Regions from separate parts of the Homo sapiens genome. Here region 2 is linked to region 1. A link is an interaction called in ENCODE POLR2A ChIA-PET data of the cell type or tissue named here. Cell type or tissue: K562. All regions are shown on one strand.

Region 1 (4,000 bases):
ATCACTGCTAGCCACCAGGGGGAGGAGCTGAGCATGTAATGGGCTCCGAGGACAGTGCTGCTTGAGGGAAAACTATTTGTACTTGGACCCACAACTGGCGGCTGCCCTGCGATGGGCTGCTCAGCAGGAGAAGATGGCCACACGGACTCAAAACAGTAACAAGGCCATGTGGGGGTAAAGTCAGAGGCCGCAGGCCACACCCTTGGGCAGGCTCTTCCTCTCCTTGGACCTCAGTTTCTCCTCTCTTCCTTAGCTATTGTGATGGGTCTGATGCATGCCCATGGCCCCAGTCCAGTACTGAGAATCAGTGATTTCAGGCCCTCCCAGGTAGCCTGGCACCAGCTCCTGCCTTGGGTGGGGGTACAGAGCCAGCCCACCCTATGCCTGCTCCGCTCCAAGGAACACAACATCCAGCACACCCACAAACTTCTGGATATTTTAAATAACTCTTTGACAATATTAATGACATTTAAAATTCAAATATGATTCTTCAGCAGTCATTACGTTCTCAATGATGAACTTACACACAGTTCTCAATGGAATTCCACAAATTAGGTACAAAACTACTTAAATGAACAGGCCCAACTGAATCATCAGCCTGCAAACCCCTGGACAAGAGAAGAGAGACAGAAGGAAGGAGAAGGTGTGTGTGGTGGCCTCTGGGCAGGGGTAGGGGTACAGCATCTGGTCAGACTCTGAACCGAAGTCTGCTTTTAAGCCCATCACAGTACACACAAACCCTCTTTGTTGATATATAAACTAAAAAACAAAAAACAAAAAACAAAACAAAAAAACATGGACAATGCTAGGTCATAGCACCGTTACTAAGCACTTAGCTTATGATCACTGTTTATTTACTCCCAGAGTTGGAAGGCCAAGGATGAGTTTAATATCATATAATTGCACAACTAAAATCAGAATCATGCTAAAAAACAAAAGGAAAGACTGAAGGAAGAGACTCTCCCAAGGCATTAGATTATGGAATCACATTCCACGGAGTATATTAAAAAGAGAAAAACCATTCCCCAGCTTACAGCAAGCACCACCCTTACTCTCCTCTCTCCTGCTGGTATAAAGGAGACTCTGCTACAGCTAGGGTTCTTCACTTGGGATCCATGAACCTATGCATTGTACAAATGTACATTTTCGAAGGGAAGAGGGTTCACAGCTTTCAGATTCTCAAAGGACTTTGAAATGCCCAGAACTTTAAAAACCATAAAGAATATTCTGGTTGCAAATGTAGGCAGGCCAGGGGAGGGAAGAAATGAGGAAACACCATTCACATTAGCTTGTGGCATCAATGCTCTCCGAGCAGGTGCTAGAGACACTGGGGGCTACCAGGGCCTTGCCTTTGGAGCCAGGAATCCTCAGTAACATCAGGTGATCTGGCCAGTGTTGCCTACACTCCCACAGTTGCTTGGGAGGGAGTTCTCTATGCTGTGATGGCAACCGACCCCTGCTCTGAAGGGCTTTCCTTCACAGAGACTTGGAAAAGTCCTGAGCAACTTGCCCATGGGGGAGAAATGGCTTCCAATGCTATCTAGGGTTAAGCTGGGACACAAAGTCACCATATCCCCTGGACCAACTATGGAAGGGGCTGGTCCTCAAGTGCTAGGGAATGAGGTGGTCCCTGCATGCCCCAGTAGCCAGAACAAGGCAATTTCTCACTGCTAGAGGTCAGTGTGGTCTCTTCTCCACTCTTCAAAGGACTCAAAGACAATTTTCTGGCTTTGTCCTACCAGAAAGGTCTCTGTTTAGTGAGAAGAACAAAGAAGGATGTTTCTGGTAGAAAGGTGTTTGGGCACATTTGACAGCTCTTCTGCTTCCTACAACTTGTAAGGAATGACTATGGTTCATGTGAGACACATGCCCCATCATGGATGGTGACCTTCATGTCTCTCAGTGAAGGGGAGTCCCAGGCTGGTGGGGGAAAGAGGAATGCAGTACAATGATAGAGCAGTCCCATTACCAGAAATAATCCAAGGAAAACAAGACCAGAATCCTAAATACCTGCTTCTTCTCCCCAAAACACCAATCTCCTATTTCCAAACTTTTCATCATTTGCCTCTTTTATACAATTTATTTCACGTCAAAAAAAAATGGTTAACTAACTCATTTCTTAACAGTGTCGCCACAGCTCTTCCTGCATGGAGGCCGTTTCTGCTGTTTTTCCAGCAGGAAGATGGAGATCAGGGAAGGTGACAGGAAGGAAGAGTGTCTGACCTCCACACCCTTCAGGAGGGAAGTCCTGAAGGTGGGTACTCATTTAGCTGTGAAGCTTGCAAAAAACCCCAGCCACTTCTTGTCATGAAGATGCTCAAATTAAATGGCTGAATCTGTTCAGATGCCCTGAAGTCTGGAAGTCTTCTTCAGAGTTGGACATCTTTCAAAAATCAATCTGGGAAAATCTCCATGATACCAGGTCATTTGACAGTTTCCAACAGAGACTCCCCTCCCCCTCCCAATAAAACACATAGCACTCTGGTCATCTTGACAAATATAAACAGTATCCTGGGGGCACTGAGTGCCTTGTGCCACCTGAAAAGTATTTCTGCAGCGGTTACAGCATTGGAAAATGCAAACCTCCTAAGAATGAGGTCCCAGTGATGTTGGTAGCTTAGTGTTTTCTTTCCAAACTAATTATGTTAATATTCAACTACTTTAGTTAATGTTCACCTGGGTTAATAAGCAGCTCCTGGGATTTCTACATGAAGAGTGAAGTCACACACTAACCACCATAAGCTTTCATCCTTTTTGTTTTCCCTTTTCCAATACAATTGTTATCAAATCACAAAGATCATGGATTTTTTTTTTATGTTGATTTACCTTAAACGAACTGTGCACCAATGTTTCATCTAAATCAATGACCACACATTTCTTTCCATAGTCAAGCACCGTCACCTCTGGAAGAAGGTACTTAGCTGGTGGCTAAAGGGGAAAAATAAATCAGTATTACATTTATGTAAAAGACAAACCAATCAGTATTGCATTATACTACTTTCAAACATTTAAATGCCTGGTCAAGCGTATAATGGGCTTTTATTAAGAACAATAGGAATAAGTAGTTTGCAACTAAAGTTTTATCAAATACGGTGCCACGATCTGAATGACTGCTATGAAGTCCTAGGCTTTGGAACCAGACAAACCTGGTTTCAATCATCAGCTCTGTCACTTTCTTGGTTGTAAATTGGGATAGTAATACCTACCATGAAAGGTTGTTGTTATCAGTTATAATGGCAATAAAATGCCCAGCATTTTGCCTCACACATATATTGGTGGCTACAGTTATTATTAAAATGGATTACACAAGAATGAGTATTTAATTATAATAGGTACTGTCACAATGGAGGTCTGTTTCGTGGGGTCATATTTTGCCTGAAATTCACTGTGGCACATAAGTAGATATTAGAGCTATGTTGGAACTACAGATTTTTTTTTTTTTTTTTTTTTTTTTTTTTTTTTTTTTAGTGACTGAGATTTTTAAAAAACTTGAAGACAAACTATAGGCCCACCAGCATAATGCAGTCCAGAGTTACCCCCAACACTAGGAAACAGAAATAAGACCAATCCAGGTACAGTGCCACCTTGTGCCACCGCACTGTGGTAGAATACTGAGCAAATGTGGTATTTTTACCCCTTGGATTCTCTGCCTCTGAAAGTTATACTTTAATCCACATGTTGTGTGTTGACCAAACAATCTATTTATGTGTCTTAGTAGCAGGTGACTCAAATCTCGTGATAAAGAAGTCATAAAGAGTTAATAAAATGCTGGGTATCTTCAGCCAACCATAAAATGCTAGGTATCTCTGGCCAACCTCACTCGATTTAGAGGATTTATTTCTTTAGGCCTTGCCTCATTCTAGAAATGATCTGAAGTATTTTAGTCTACTTTGTGGCATATTCAATATCCAGAGTTAACTAATTAATTTTCTGACCTGCAAAGAAGGTCAAACTCTCTTTAATATTTGATACAAAACAAAAGGAAATATCTATTCTGAGC
Region 2 (4,000 bases), 320 kb after region 1:
AGATGAGTCTTGTTCTGTCGCCCAAGCTGGAGTGCAGTGGCACGATCTTGGCTAACTGCAACCTCTACCTCCTGGGTTCAAGTCTCGTGCCTCAGCCTCCTGAGTAGCTAGGATTACAGGCACGTACCACCATGCCCCGCTAATTTTTGTGTTTTTAGTAGAGATGGGGTTTCCCCGTGTTGCCAGGCTGGTCTCTAATTCCTGATCTCAAGTGATCTGCCCGTCTCAGCCTCCCAAACTGCTGGGATTACACGCGTGAGCCACCGTGCCTGGCCTAGCAATATATTTCTTGATATGCGGTATGACTTAGCAGAAGGTCTCTGCCCCTATGGTGAAGCATCCTGTCTGGATGACAGGAGTGACATTTCTGAACTGGTGTTCCTTCTATAGCCCCACACAAGTTTCCAGAGGCCCTAATCATGTAATTCATGTTTATAACCCCCAGCACCTAGCACAGTATTTAAATTTTTTTTTGTATTCATATAAATACCATGACCTGAGTGTAAGAGGTTTCTCCCTCCCAATTCTGTTTCAATGGGCTGTTTTCCCAGAATCCAAAACTGCCCTTCATGTGGCACGTTATAAGAGTGCAGGAATTTCAGCTCCATTCAGCCCCATGCCTAAACGAAGGAAGGAAAAGGCTCATTGCCTCTTAAAATCAAGGCATACACTGTTGCTTTCTAAAACATTCATATCCTCAAGAATCAATGAAAGGCAAATCGTTCATGAAATTAAAGCTGAGGAATCCTTCTATCTCAGGGTCTGTACAAATTGTCCTTCCAGATTTTGAAACCATGGAAGGATAAAAAAACCCTCTTGGTTTCCCTTTAAATACAAACCCGGCACCAATTTTGCTTTATGGTCCTGTGGAAAAACTAGAAATGACAAGTTCTGCTATCTTGGGTGTTTTTTTTACTCCATGGCTCTGCAGTTTGCAGAATTATCCCCTCTGCCCAAAGGCAACATTTTTAAAAACATGGTATATATTCATGGGATACAAGTGCAGTTTTGCCACATTGATATATTCTGTCATGGCAAAGTCAGGGCCTTTGGTGCATCCATCACTGGGCCAATGCACATTGCACCCAACAAGCAACCTCCCATCATCCACCCAGCTCCAACTTCCCCACCCCTCCATTGTCCATCATCCCACAATCTGCTTCTATGTGGACACATTATTTAGCTCCCACTTATAAACGAGAACATGTGGTATTTGTCTTTCTGTGTCTGAGTTGTTTCACTTAAGATAATGGACTCCAGTTCCATCCATCTAAAGGCATCATTTAGGCAATCCAGTTCAACCCCTGTGATAACTGAGCAGGGCTGACTGCTTGGTGAGGCCCTGGCCCCATGGGACTCCCAGCCCAGTGCTCTTCCTGGATCTGCCTGGGACTAGGTGGCCTTTTATGGGACACATTTCATGTCTCTCTATAATCACAACTTTTCATTTCAGCTCAAAACTCTCTTCTAGGGACTTTTGCACCCCAGGACTAGAAATTCTCCTTTTTCACCCTGGAATTTTTTGTGTTCTATGTTTCATTTTTCTTTTTTAGTTGCTGTTAATTAGTCAGAAGAGGCAGAAAACAGCTAGGAAGTTCAAATAAAGGGGCTGGTGCTGTCAGAGAAAAGAAAAAAGGATGCCAGCCACGTTTCTAAAAGCTGCTAAACCAGACATGGGCAGGCAACTGGGAGTGAGAAAAAAAATGCCTTAAAACCAGAGAGGATCCCAGCAAGACTTCTCCCCATCTATCTGCAAGAACATCCCCTAAATAAGGCTCCAGGTATAAGTGCACACAGCAAGGGCCTTGTACTTGATTTCCTAAATTATCTCATAAGATAAGAAAAGAGAGGCTAACGTTTCCTCCCCAGCCAGACACTGTCCACCGGGTGTGTTTAAACACCTCTCACCCCACACATACTTTTGCACAAGGTTTTCAATAGGACAGGATAATACAGAAGAAAACTCAATAAGCTTGAAGAGTTTGAGGAAACCATGATTTTCTTCTAAAAAGGGTTTCAGAAGCCTAGAATGCATTTTCCCCCCACAAATTGCAAAAATAAAACATAACACTGAAAAAGAAGTTTTGCAAATTCAACAGGTCACTTCAGGACATGGTCTAACCTTTGATGAGTCCCCTCTCCTTTCCCGTTGGGGTTAACCTTGGAGAAGAAGCCTGAGACAGACAGATAAGGCCAGACTTCTCCACTGGTCAGTGAGAAGGGTGAATTAGTTGTTTTTCTCACACATACTTCAAACTAGATGGTTTTCACATGTGTTCTGCCATGGTGCCCTCTTTGAAAAGAGTATTTACCCAGAAGCTGATACCCATAAGAGTAGGGTTGATCTGGGTCAAACAACATTGGAGGGCAGGAGCCTTTTCCTCTAACACCCCTTTCCCCTCCTGCTGAGCCAAACTGCTGCCCTGACTCCAAGTGTGCAATCTGAAATCCCCCAGTTTGCACGGTCTCAGGAGCCTGTCTGGTTCTGACGTCTGGAGTGACTCTTCTCCCTCTCCTCTTCTACTCTCCCACCCTCTTAGCCTTCCATTCCTTCTGCAGAGACGTTTAAATATAATAATGAAAATAAACCTTAGAGCTGTAAATAATGGCATGTTAAGCCAGCTGGGCACCTCAGCCGGGAAACTATTACCTAATGTCCAGGCTGTGCAAACAGTGGATTTCCATAGCATGAGCTATATTCCTATATGCATGCATTGAGGGGTGTGGGGTGGGAGGAGCTGTAGTGACGATTTCCAGCACAATGGAGACCCAAAGTGTATGGCTTCAACATAGTTAAAAATTACCATTAGACTAAAATAGCTCACTTTTCACTTGAAAGACAACAAAGTAAGACTTCTCAACAAAGCCGACACCTTTTCTTTCACCAGCTGTATATCCTCCATCTTGTCTTTTGAAAAGTAGTCACTACAAACATACCGTGGTATAGATATGTCACTGCAAATCACACATCATGCTCTCTTGCCCGTGGGGAATTCCCAGAGGGATTACAGAACACATTTCTTTTAATTTTATAGCTCTGCTGAATCTGCTAGTGAAGAAGCTCTGATATGATGCCCAATTTTTGCCAAAGGAACTAGCCTTGTGTTCTTCCAGAAGGGCTCTTTCAACTATTTACTATTTACTAAGCATCCACTATAGGCCAGGTTCTCTGCCAGGTGTTGCGGATCAATAGCAAATAAGATAAAATAGATCCCTTCCCTCACTGGGCTTCCATTCTAGAGAGGTAAATACAATAACAAGTAGACGAAATAACACGTTCTGTTAGATGTCACGAAGGAATCAAATAGGCAGCTAAGGCCATGCACGGTGGCTCATGCCTGTAATCCCAGCACTTAGGGAGGCTGAGGCAGGAGGATTCCTTGAGCCTAGGAGTTCAAGACCAGCCTGGGCAACATGGGGAAACCCTGTGTCCAGAAAAAAAAATTTTTTTTTTTAAATAGCCAGGCGTGGTGGCACACACCAGTGGTCCCAGCTACTTGGGAGGCTGAGGTGGGAGGATCACTTGAGCCTGGAAAGTCGAGGCTGCAGTGAGCCATGATCACACCACTGCACTCCAGCCTAAGTGACAGAATGAGACCCTGTGTCAAAACAAAGAAAGGCAGCTGAGTCAGGAAATACAGGGTAGTGGGAGAATGGTTCTTTGAGGAGGCAACATTTAGGCTGAGACCTAAAAAATGAAGAGCTGGCCACGGGAAAAGCATGGCAAAGTGCTTTCTAGATGAGGTATCAGCATATGCAAAGGGCCTGAGGCAGGCAGAGGCCTGGTAAGTTTGAGGGTGGTGGGAATGCAGTATGCGGGTGGCGCTGGCGAGGCAGGAGCCCCACTGTACAGGCTCTCGTGGGCCTTAGCATGTGTCCGGATTTTCTTCTGAGGGGGAAGGGAGCTCCTCAGCGGGAGGAGGTTATGCAGGGATGTGACCTGGTCTAGGTGACAAATGATGGTGGCCTGGCCTAGGGAATGGCAGCAGAGATGGAGAAA

The links. ChIA-PET counts read pairs that join two places held together with the same protein. Peaks named below come from ENCODE experiments on the same cell type or tissue, not always from the same donor. Only the 100,000 strongest peaks of a DNase experiment are listed, where the experiment ranks them.
Region 2: POLR2A ChIA-PET joins it to region 1 with 7 read pairs; 1 of 35 experiments calls an interaction of 5 or more read pairs at or near these places.

The regions. Positions count from the first base shown.
Region 1 is chr3:37,963,499-37,967,498 of GRCh38, reverse strand. It overlaps CTDSPL (CTD small phosphatase like), which reads right to left. Exons shown (of 8, transcript NM_001008392.2): 4 at 2,827-2,928. Among named protein-coding and RNA genes, the nearest start is that of MIR26A1, 3.9 kb to the left of the region's middle. In K562, a CTCF peak has its summit at 8 (motif pointing right); a DNase peak (open chromatin) is centred at 18; H3K27me3 peaks cover 417 bases.
Region 2 is chr3:37,641,562-37,645,561 of GRCh38, reverse strand. The region is part of intron 16 of ITGA9 (integrin subunit alpha 9); the gene reads right to left. Among named protein-coding and RNA genes, the nearest start is that of ITGA9, 190 kb to the right of the region's middle. In K562, no CTCF peak of the experiment used is centred here; a DNase peak (open chromatin) is centred at 2,141; H3K27me3 peaks cover 841 bases.